3 separate regions of the Homo sapiens genome follow, and all the other regions are linked to region 2. Evidence: read pairs that join two places in POLR2A ChIA-PET (ENCODE). Cell type or tissue: MCF 10A. All regions are shown on one strand.

Region 1 (4,000 bases), 320 kb after region 2:
TATTTAAAGTCAAGCTATACACAAAGTACAGAAAGCCAACTTAAAATTACAGAACAGAGTGCAGAAGTTACTAGCCTAGATAATGAAATTAATCAGCGGGCCAGTTGAGAGGGGAAAGGATGGAGGCCTGGGATGGTGGTCACCATCTACTTTCCTCATCTTACAGAACAGGGAGAAGGTAGATAATGTCAAAACTCGATAAATCAACAGATTAAAATTTATACATATTAAAGTTATCCATGCAACCATTAAATATCTTAATATATGTTTATAAATATATATTTTATATTTATATATATTTTTATATATAAATATATATTTTATATTTATATATATTTTTATATATAAATATATATTTTATATTTATATATATTTTTATATATAAATATATATTTTATATTTATATATATTTTTATATATAAATATATATTTTATATTTATATATATTTTTATATATAAATATATATTTTATATTTATATATATTTTTATATATAAATATATATTTTATATTTATATATATTTTTATATATAAATATATATTTTATATTTATATATATTTTTATATATAAATATATATTTTATATTTATATATATTTTTATATATAAATATATATTTTATATTTATATATATTTTTATATCTAAATATATATTTTATATTTATATATATTTTTATATCTAAATATATATTTTATATTTATATATATTTTTATATATATATATATTTTATATTTATATATATTTATATATATATATATTTTATATTTATATATATTTTTATATATAAATATATATTTTATATTTATATATATTTTTATATATAAATATATATTTTATATTTATATATATTTTTATATATAAATATATATTTTATATATATTTTTTTATATATAAATATATATTTTATATATATTTTTTTATATATAAATATATATTTTATATTTATATATATTTTATATATAAAAATATATATATTTTTATATAATATAAAATATTTTTTATTATAATAATAATAAACACCTTCCCCAGAGACAACCTGGAAAGCCTGCTCCAGGTGAGGTCAAAGGAGGACAATGTCCTCTCGTGCCCGAAGTGCTGCCGGCTGTTCAGCAGGAAGACCTGGAGAGGCAGACCCCCTGGGAACCAACTTCCCACTGCGCTACTCTTTCCCTTCTGCCTGGCACAGGGAGTGCCGGGGGCTGGTCTAGGATGATTCACCTGCCTTCAGGCCATCCATGTTAGATATTCCCATAAGCCACTGAGCTCAGACTTTTGAAAGACAATTTCAGCCAGGCGCGGTGGCTCACACCTATGATCCCAGCACTTTGGGAGGCCGAGGCGGGCAGATCACCTGAGGTCAGGAGTTCGAGACCAGCCTGGCCAAAGTGGTGAAACCTTGTCTCTACTAAAAATACAAAAATTAGCCAGGCGCGGTGGTGCATGCCTGTAATCCCACCTACGTGAGAGGCTGAGGCAGGAGAATTGCTTGAACCTGGGAGGTGGTGGTTGCAGTGAGTTGAGATGGCACCATTGCACTCCAGCCTGGGTGACAAGAGCAAAACTCCGTCTTGAAAAAAACAAAGGAAGGAAGGAAAGAAAAGAAAAGAAAGTTTCAAAGCCCTTGGTCCTTGCTTCAGATCTGCTTATCTTCTGGGAATTTCCAGCGTCCTTTGCTTGGGGGTGCCTGCAGCTGACTATGACTCCATTAATATAGGGTGGATTCACCCCTGAGATGTCCCAGGGCCAAGCCTCTCACTTCAGGCTTTGTTCATGAGGGTTTCAGTTTGTAGTGTGGGGAAGATATTTTGTTCCTGGGTATCTACAGCAAGCCTTCTGAAATGTGTGTAACAGTCCAGAACAGTCACTGTCAGTCTCTGCTGCCAAGCTTGTCGGTGCCTCGTGTCAGCGCTGACTCACCCAAAGGCCGGTGCAAATCATCATCATCACGACTCTGAGGCTTCTGCCAAACAAATCATAGGCTGCTTGCTCTTCGGGGAAGAATCGTAATTCTGATTGCAGCTGGCCATTCATCAGGTGCTGGGAATCTGCCTAATCTTGTCTGTTGGCCTAGGATATGCCAGCTCCACGCATCTGATGATGACTTTCCCATCCCACACCTCGTCGCAGCCCTCCTCCACATTCCTCAGTCCAGTCTTACCCTTGGAGCGATCAGAACATTCCAACCTCATCTCATAATGGCAGTTCATTCCAGTGTGACTCAACAATTTCCAACAAAGCCTTGAAAAATACTCCCGGAATATTAGGGATTCATGGAGTCACTGAATCATAACAAGGTTAATTGCCAGGGTTGTTGAAATCACCCTGTGTAGCTCTCTCCCCACTGCCAGATGGACAACTGAGGCATGGAGAAGCTTATTGGCTTGCCAAGGATCTTACAGCAAACAACTCCTAAACAGAACTAGAATGCAGAATATACAGAACCTATAGAAATATACAAGCATCAAAGAAGTAGAGGTATTCTGAGGATAATGACAACTAATTGCAAATTCTGATTAAGTATTTTGGAGCTCCTGCCTACATATAATAAGCAGCTGGCCTCTATGTGTTCTTAATTACAGCTGTTGGAATTGGAGTTATATGTGAAACAAGTACTCTATTTTAATATTTCAAGCTCAGACATAGTGAATGGCGGGAGAGGGTGGAAACCCCTTCCCTGGGGGACTGAAGGTAGAGTGGGGCCATCTGGGGTGGTTGGGCTGCTGTGTGGGGAGCAGCCTCTGACTCTGTGCAATTTATGTGACAGCCCCAGAGCTTCGGGCTCTGTGACTACACGTGCCAATTGCCTGCAGGAGCAGGTCCCTGCACAGAGCATAAAATGCTCTCCTGAAGCATCTTTTTAAAGTGCCCACATACCAGGTCCCAAGGACTGCCGCTGGGAAGTAAGCAGCAGGCGCTCATGAATTTCTAATAGAGGAAAAATGATTTTCATGCAACATCCTTGAGAAATCAAAGCATGTGAGAATCATCAAGATAGGTAAAAATTTGAATATCAGCATATTTATCTCTTCAGGGGATTTTTGAACAATTTCTCTGATGTTTCAAGTTCAGCAAAATACATACTTCTGAGGTCCTCTTTGCATTGATTTTAGGTATCTTAGGGGAAATGTATTCTCCCACTAATAATCTACCAGAAAGCAGCTCTGAGCGTTTCTTTCTAGTAACTCCTGGGGTCCTGAGACTTGGGACTTGGACTCAGCGGTCTGCATTCAGGTCGAGTTCAGTCATTGGGATGGAAGTGATACAGTCCCCCTTGGGAGCGATACCAAAGTGCTTACCGAGCACTTGCTTCAAGCTGAGATGACTGAACTCTCCTCCCCTCTCCTGCCCCTTCCTCTGATATCCTAAATAAAGGGAGAGAGTTCACAGCTCCTGGACAGTATTCGCAGAACATGTACTGCACCCTTTCCTCAGGATGTATTTAGTGAATCCTAATCTTGAGAAAGACTGACTCCCTGAACTTTAAGGTTAGAAATAATTAGACAAGAAAATCCCTTCTCTGGATTTCTTGTAACTGTCAAAAATGATGAGTAGTGGAAAAATGGCTTCAGGTCATACTTCTCGCTCTCCCTGAACCTTTGCACTGTATTGTGTATAAAAAGAATATAATGTCCCTGTGTCATGATAGGGTGAATGTTGCTATTTCTGCCTTTTGACTGTTCATTATCATTTGCTATCATAAGCCAAGGGCCTGATAGATAGCTGCAGAAACCTAAATAAATGCAATAATTACTCAGGACTGTTCAACCCACTCATCCTCTCATTCACCTCTCCTGTACTACAGAAAATACCTCCTTTTGTCTTGGCAAACACAATTTGGAAAAATGGTTTAAGCCCTGGCAGCAATAGATAGCTAATTATATTCTATTTTGATTGCCTTAGAGGTTAGCCAGCCAGAAAGCAACATTTCATTTCCATGTTCTGAAGAATTTTAAGGCATCCCAGTTCCATTTTTTCTTTTTCTTTTCTTTATTATTTATGTA
Region 2 (4,000 bases):
TCTGGGTTTGTGTTCATGACCCCCTGCCATTTTAAACCACTTTGGTTGAAAAGTCTAGCGGGATGTGGTGGCTCAGGCCAGGTGCAGTGGCTCAAGCCTGTAATCCCAGCACTTTGGGATACTGAGGTGGGCAGATCACCTGAGGTCAGGAGTTCAAGGCCAGCCTGGCCAACATGGTGAAACCCTGTCTCTACTAAAAATACAAAAATTAGCTGGACATGGTGGTACATGCCTATAATCCCAGCTACTCAGGAGGCTGAGACAGGAGAATTGCTTAAGCCTGGAAGGTAGAGGTTGTAGTGAGGAGAGCATGCCACTGCACTCCAGCCTGGGTGACAGAGTGAGACTCTGTCTCAAAAAAAAAAACAAAAGAAAGAAAGAAAAAAAGAGTCTAAGAAGCAATTAAAAAAAATTCAAGTGCCATTTGTATAAAGTTTCACAAGACTTTTTATGTTGTTTTCCTCAGAAATATTTATAATTTTTAGCACTTTTGTAATTTGAGGGAACGACTAGAATTAAATGGTGAAAATAGAAAAGGAGCTTCTGATGTGAGTGCCATAAGCAATGTATTTTACAAAGTGTGTGAAGAGAAATGAAAAACAAACTTCTTTATTTGAGAGAAAGAAAGGAAGGAAAGAAAGAAAGAGAAAGGAAGAAAGGAAGGAAGGAAAGAAAGAAAGAAAAGAAAAGGAGGGAGGGAGGAAGGAAGGGAGGGAGGGATGGGGAGGGAGAGAGAGAGAGAGGGAAGGGAGGGAGGAAGGAAGGAAGGAAGGAACGAAGGAAACAGAAAATAATTTACTCTTCCCATATTTAGCTTAGTCATCTCTTAGGGACCACCGTGTTCTCTGAACCATCTCTGTGGGCACAACATTATCTCAGGCACTGTGGGCAGCTTCCAGGGAAAAGAGGAGACATGCTTTTAACCCATTAGCAGCTTCCAAGAAAATGATGCAGATGAAATGAACATAATCTATAATGCCTGGAAACACAAACAAACACATATGTATATAGCAGCTGAGGATTGCTTTGTTTTGGTAATATGATTACATATGTGTAAGAAAGAAATTATAGGGTCTAGGTCTATTCATTTGGTGCTTCAGTCCCCCATAGATGTAACACACACCAATTCAAATAGGTAGGCTTATGCATGCCCCCTGTATATAAAGCGTCTGTCTATCTTCACGTAATAAAGCAAATATAGACAAAGGCATTCTCTAAACCAAAGGAGTTTGGGCTGTTTGGAGATCCTGTTATTAGGTCACAGGAATAATTCAGGTTAAATTTTCACAGTCCCTCTATAAGTGAACCATTGAATACATAAAGCATTGAACACACAAGGGCTGTTGGCTTTGATGGTTGGCAAAGTCCACACACCCAGCTCTACCTTTCTTTGCACCACCCTACCCTGCTACATTTTCAAATCCACAGGCAATGTTGAGTGAAAGCTTACTCAACACTGCAGGCACCCCAGGAGTTATCCTGGTGAAATACATAAATGTTCTGTCCTTTCAGATACAGCAAGACTCTTTCAGATTTTAGTGGCTAAAATATAAAGTTTGTAGCCAGTCTTGGGGAAACCTCAACTTCAAACATGAGACAAAATTCAATTCAAGAATCTAGCTTTGCCAAGTTTCTCACTCTATCTGTTTGACATCTTGGTCTTGTCCTTCATCAGGCTTTACTTAAAAAGTAAAACTGAATAAAAATTGATTTCACAATCAACAAAACTTAGCCACTCTCCTGATGTGTTACTTAGCTTAAAAACAATTCTAATTCAGTTCTATAATATAATTATATAACTTAATTAGGTAATTCTACTTTTCAGGCAAAAGTATAACCTAATAAAATCTTCTCAAATTTTATACTCAACAAATCCATGAAGCACAAAAAGGGCCAAACATTTTCTATTACAAAAAAAAGAATAGTTTTTTAAGAATCCATTGAAGACTCCACAATTATACTTTTACATAAATTGACTAAAAATTTTTCCCCAAATCAGAAAGTCGAAATCCAAGAAACTATCAACAAATATACTTTAAAAGGAACAAATAAGTTACTATGCAAAAGAAGCAGAGACTATGTTCAAGAGAAGCATAAATATTCAAATATTTATTTTTTCAGATTTTGTTGGTCTGAATAGCTACTGAGTTTTATACTAATGTCTTTAAATCTGTTACTATGCATAACATTCTACTTGTGGCATGTTTTAAGACACTCTTTGGTCATGTTTTTGCACATTTATAAAATAACAAATTCAGTGTTATTACTCAACAAACTCATAACATAACTGATCTTGTAAAAACGTCATCACTGATGGGAAAGATCCATGCCTACGTTATGACTAAGGGAAGCAGCCCAGTAGCCTCCGGGAGCAAGCAGCTATATGCATCATCGGGTGCATTTGCAAGGTTGGAATTCAGAGCTTTTGCAACAGGCTTCATCCAGGAGGCAGGAAAATAGCATGGGTGTGACTTGGGAAAAGAGCTCCAAGTTAACTGTGGGAAGCCATGGGAAGCCGTGGGAAGGCCACTTGGTTCCCATCTTCTCCCTCTTTCCTGCACTATATCTAAACAAACCTTTTGACAACCGGTAAACTGGGAATTTTGACTGTAGGATCCACAGTTCTAAGATATTTAAAATCTTCCCCTTTTGCAAGGGAAATTATTCAGCTCTGAAAAATTTAGTAGGCTGTTTGGGGGCTGGGTTCCTAGGGAACTTAACTGTTTTAAATAATGCTCTTTGACCTCTAAGGAACAGAGACCCACTTTACTTCAGGGCAGGGCTTGGGTGTTACCTGAAAATATCCACACAGACCAGAATGGATCAGAAGGTCATAAGGCCCTAGATGTTCCCCAGTTTTAGGCCCTGGTCTCTCTCCTTTGATCTCTTTCATGTCCCCTGTCTCATGACCTCTCTGACTCAGTATCTCTCGGTGACATCACTTTCTTCTTCTTTTTTTTTTTTAACCTTTTATTTTAGGTGCAGGTTTGTTACGTAGACAAACTGTGTGTCTCGGGGGTTTGGTGTACAGATTATTTCGTCACCCAGGTAATAAGCTTAGTACCCGGCAGGTAGTTTTTGATCCTCGCCTTCCTCCCACCCTCCACCCTCAAGTAGGCCCCGGTGTTTGTTGTTCCCTTCTTTGTGAAAGACATTCTTTTCTGACCAGCTTTTTCTCTCTTTTCTATGCCACGTCATAACTTCATCTTGCACGTGGCTTTGGCTTACGTGAGCCTGTGGCAATTTGACAGCTCCAATAAAATTACTTCCTGGCAATTCATTCCTTGTTGTTGAGTCCAAATTGCCAAAGGAAAGACTCTGGTTGGCCCAGCTCATCTTTGTGTGCCAGCTCCTGAGTATGTGATGGCAAACCTATGTGCTGGCTGTCTTGAGGTCAGGCTTCTGAAATCTCTGTGCGTGTGTGGGGTGCAGCTCATGAGTTTACAGAGCAAAGACTACAGATGGAGCACACTCCCCAGAAAGGCCTGTGGCCGGGCCGAAAGTGGCCAGTATCTCTAGGAAACTTTATTTTTAATATGCTCTTGGCTCTTTATTAAAATATTCAGCTTTTCATTCAACACATTTTTATCAAGCAATCTCAATGAGTCAGATACAGGGGAGACATCAAAATTTGAGGGGCAGGCTGGGCACGATGGCTCATGCCTGTAATCCCAACAGTTTAGGAGGCTGAAGCAGGCTGATCACTTGAGGTCAGGAGTTCGAGACCAGACTGACCAACATGGTGAAACCCCGTCTCTACTAAAAATACAAAAATTAGCTGGGCATGGTGGCAGGCACCTGTAACCCCAGCTGCTCAGAGACGGAGGTAGGAAAATCGCTTGAACCCAGGAGGCAGAGGTTGCAGTGAGCCGAGACCACGCCACTGCACTCCAGCCTGGGCAGTCAGCCTAAGCAAGACTCCATCTCAAAAACAAACAAACAAACAAACAAACAAACAAACCAAAAAACAAATCGAGGGGCAAATGTGGCTTCTTAGAAC
Region 3 (4,000 bases), 93 kb before region 2:
GTGCCTGTATCAAAACATCTCATGTACCCCATAAATATATACATCTACTAGGTACCCCCAGAATTTTTTTAAATAAAAAAGGAAAAAAAAAAGAATACTACCCAGCCACAAAAAAATGAAGAACTACTCATACATACATATGGATGAATCTCACAGACTAATGCTGTATGAAGGTGAACACATGATTTCATTTACTGTATATGAAGTTTAAGAAAAGGCACCGTTAATATATTGTTATATAAATCAGAACAGTTGTTGTCTATGAAGGAACTCACCGGAAAAGGGTGCAAGGAAACTTTTTTGAAGCCATTGAACTATTCTGTCATGACAAGGCTGTTGGTTACATTGGTATATACATTTGTCAAAACTCATCAAACTGTACACTTAAGATATGTGTATAAATCTTTCTCTAGGAAATATTATAAAGTGAAGTATTACAGGAAGAAAAGAAGCAAAAAGACATAGGGAATGGTGGAGACATTATTACTATTGTGAATTTGATTTTCCCCACCAGTTTGGAGCTTTTTTTTCTTTTCTTTTCTTTTTTTTTTTTTCCAGAGACAAGGGTCTTGCCATGGTGCCCAGTCTAGTCTCGAACTCCCGGGCTCAAGTAATCTTCCTGCCTCAGCCTCCAATCCTCAGCCTGCTGGGATTACAGGCATGAGCCACCACGTCCAGCCCATTTTGGAGCTTAAATCTGCCTTTTTTTTTTTTTTTTTTTTTTTTTTGAGACAGGGTCTCACTCTGTCACCAAGGCAGGAATGCAATGACACAATCTTGGCTACTGCAACCTCCTCCTCCCGGGTTCAAGTGATTATCCTGCCTCAGCCTCCCAAGTGGGTGGGATTATAGGCATCCACCACCATGCCCAGCTAATTTTTATATTTTTAGTAGAGACAGGGTTTCACCATGTTGGCCAGGCTAGCCTAGGACTCCTGACCTCAAGTGATCTGCCTGCCTCAGCCTTCCAAAGGGCTGGGATTACAGGCATGAGCCACAGTGCCCAGCCTTCTTTTTTCTTACTCCTCATCTTCTGTGCCAGAAGGTTTTTGTTTTCTTAATCAGTAACTCTCTATTTGAAATTACTAGTCTAAAGCTCTTTGATTTTGTTGCTTTGAATTGGTTGATTTCATCAGGTTTAGATAATATTAAACTTTAAACTTTAAGGGGCTGAAGTTAATATTTATTAGACTCTTAATTATTAAACTCTTGTTATATTCTTAATATGTTCTAGAAAAATATTATAGACACTGTATATACAATATTTTATTTACCCTCACAGAAAACCTATGGAGTTCATGTTATTTATAGAAAAGTCAGCTCAGGTGGAGAGAAGTTACATAACTTGCACAGAGGCAGACAGTTAATTAGTGTTAAAGTTTGATTAGAACCCAGTTCTCCCGGATTTTTTTCATTTGACCCAATTCAGGTAAAACTACAGAGAAACAACTTTCTCACTGCCACTACTGCCCACTCCAAACTTCAGGTTCATGTTGCCCCTTCATTTCTTTCGGTTACCATGTTATTAGTTCGTTAATTCTTTAAATCATTTCGCAAGGATTTACTGTACTGAGCACCTCTTCTGTGCCAGGAATGTGTTAGGTGCCTGCCGGGAAGGATTTCAAAATTGAGGGTGGAGACAGGAAAATAGACAACATCTGGTTGGCAGCATGTTAAGAGGTCAGTGTAAGATGGGTGTAGCCTCCGAGAGATCCTTAAAACATACTGGGGGTACTAAAAACAGATACTTAAAACAGGCTGGGGCAGGCAAGACTTCCTGAAAGGGATGAGGCCTGCACCAAGCCAGCTAGGTGAATAGGTGAAACAGCAGTGGAGGGCCGGGCGCGGTGGCTCACGCCTGTAATCCCAGCACTTTGGGAGGCCGAGGCGGGCGGATCACGAGGTCAGGAGATCGAGGCCATCCCGGCTAAAACGGTGAAACCCCGTCTCTACTAAAAATACAAAAAATTAGCCGGGCGTAGTGGCGGGCGCCTGTAGTCCCAGCTACTTGGGAGGCTGAGGCAGGAGAATGGCGTGAACCCGGGAGGCGGAGCTTGCAGTGAGCCGAGATCCCGCCACTGCACTCCAGCCTGGGCGACAGAGCGAGACTCCGTCTCAAAAAAAAAAAAAAAAAAAAAGAAACAGCAGTGGAGGATGACCCAGCAAAGGGAGCTGCCGTGCATAGCCATGACATCACAAGACAATGTGCTCTTTTCTGGAACTGCACTTTTTTGTTTGTTTGTTTGTTTTTTGAGATGGAGTCTTGCTCTGTTGCCAGGCTGGAGTGCAGTGGCACGATCTCAGGTCACTGCAACCTTCTCCTTCCTGGTTCAAGCAATTCCCCTGCCTCAGCCTCCTGAGTAGCCGGAAATACAGGTGTGCACCACCATGCCCAGCTGTTTTTTTTTTATTTTATTAAAGACAGGGTTTCACCATATTGGCCAGGATGGTCTCAATCTCCTAACCTGGTGATCGGCTGGCCTCGGCCTCCCAAAGTGCTGGGATTACATGCGTGAGCTACTGCGCCCAGCCTGACGTGCCTATCATTTTATCCGAAAAGTGGATGGAGTTCCAGTGGCAAAGGAATGAACAGTGGAGACAAGAGAGTTAAATAGGGTTTGACTCATTAAAGTCTCCGTATGCTGGGTTTCAATTTTATTCTGAGGCAAGGGCAGGGCATCCGAGGAGTTTAAGCTCCTTAAACACAGGGAATTGAATGTGCTTGTGTTTTGGGAAGATCACCCTAGCAGGATTAGAAAGGAAGAATCAAGCCGCTGTCGCTATAATACTGTCAAAACCTAATGAGTGTCTAACATAAGACAGCCACCATGAAGAAGGGTGAACCTGCCTTCTAATTAGTCAGGAAGAGATTTCTTTCTCTTTCCTCTCTTTGTTGGTGTAAAGAGAAGAAAGGTGTAAAGTACAGATGGGTTTCAGGCTTGCACCTGAGAAGCTGGTGGTGATGCCTACTGAGACGAGAATGCTAGGGGATCAGGTCTACTTAATGTTCCTTCCTAATCACAGACAAAACCTAAAGTGTGTGGACCCCAACCACTCCTACAACCATATGCTGCAGCTATTCAAGGTGAGTTCTCAGGAGCAATTGTGTTGTTCTTCAACCTGAATATACTATATTTTTGTCTGATTGTTTGATCACATCATTATTCCCCTATTAATAACCTCTAATATGCATCTGCAGAAATGAGACCACTGGCTAGATGAAATTTATTGATTCTCTAAGAAAAATTATCTTCATTGGCCGGGCACGGTGGCTCATGCCTGTAATCCCAGCACTTTGGGAGGCCAAGGCAGATGGATCACGAGGTCAGCAGTTTGAGACCAGACTGACCAACTTGGTGAAACCCCGTCTCTACTAAAAATACAAAAAAAATTAGCTGGGCGTGGTGGCGGGCATCTGTAATCCCAGCAACTTGGGAGGCTGAGGCAGGAGAATCACTTGAAACTGGAAGGCGGAGGTTGCAGTGAGCTGAGATTGCGCCACTGCACTCTAGCCTGGGCAATAAGAGCAAAACTCCGTCTCAAAAAAAAAAAAAAAAAGAAAAGAAAAAGAAAAAAAGAAAAATGATCATCATTGGCTAAATGAAGTAACTTAGTTAAACTTTTTTTCTTCTAAGAGCAGGAACACATGCATATACAAAAATCCTTGCCCCTTTTTCTTTCCTTTATTTTTCTTCCCCCTTTCTTCTTTCCTTCCTTCCTTCCACCTTCCTTTCTTCCTTCCTCTTTCTTCTTCTCTCCTTCTTCCTTCTCTCTTGTTAATTTGGAAGAAAATTTTCTCCAAACTTGAACTGACTCCAATGACTGGCTCTAGCACAAATATCACGAACTCTGAAATCTGAAGTTAGATGAACATGTGATACTGAGGTTGACATTTCCGAGAGGTTTTCCATCAAATGTCCCTGACTTACCATCTCCTGCTCTTCACATGACACATGGTTTAACTTCTGCAGGACGGATTACATTCTATCCCCAGCTGGTA

What was found. Peaks named below come from ENCODE experiments on the same cell type or tissue, not always from the same donor. Only the 100,000 strongest peaks of a DNase experiment are listed, where the experiment ranks them.
Region 1: POLR2A ChIA-PET joins it to region 2 with 6 read pairs; 2 of 35 experiments call an interaction of 5 or more read pairs at or near these places.
Region 3: POLR2A ChIA-PET joins it to region 2 with 7 read pairs; 3 of 35 experiments call an interaction of 5 or more read pairs at or near these places.

The regions. Positions count from the first base shown.
Region 1 is chr6:134,907,158-134,911,157 of GRCh38, forward strand. No RefSeq gene overlaps it. Among named protein-coding and RNA genes, the nearest start is that of ALDH8A1, 41 kb to the right of the region's middle. In MCF 10A, no CTCF peak of the experiment used is centred here; DNase peaks (open chromatin) are centred at 1,204 and 2,024.
Region 2 is chr6:134,587,336-134,591,335 of GRCh38, forward strand. No RefSeq gene overlaps it. Among named protein-coding and RNA genes, the nearest start is that of LINC03002, 49 kb to the left of the region's middle. In MCF 10A, no CTCF peak of the experiment used is centred here; DNase peaks (open chromatin) are centred at 2,416 and 3,266.
Region 3 is chr6:134,494,387-134,498,386 of GRCh38, forward strand. The region is part of intron 2 of LINC01010 (long intergenic non-protein coding RNA 1010); the gene reads left to right. Among named protein-coding and RNA genes, the nearest start is that of CT69, 17 kb to the left of the region's middle. In MCF 10A, no CTCF peak of the experiment used is centred here; a DNase peak (open chromatin) is centred at 1,665.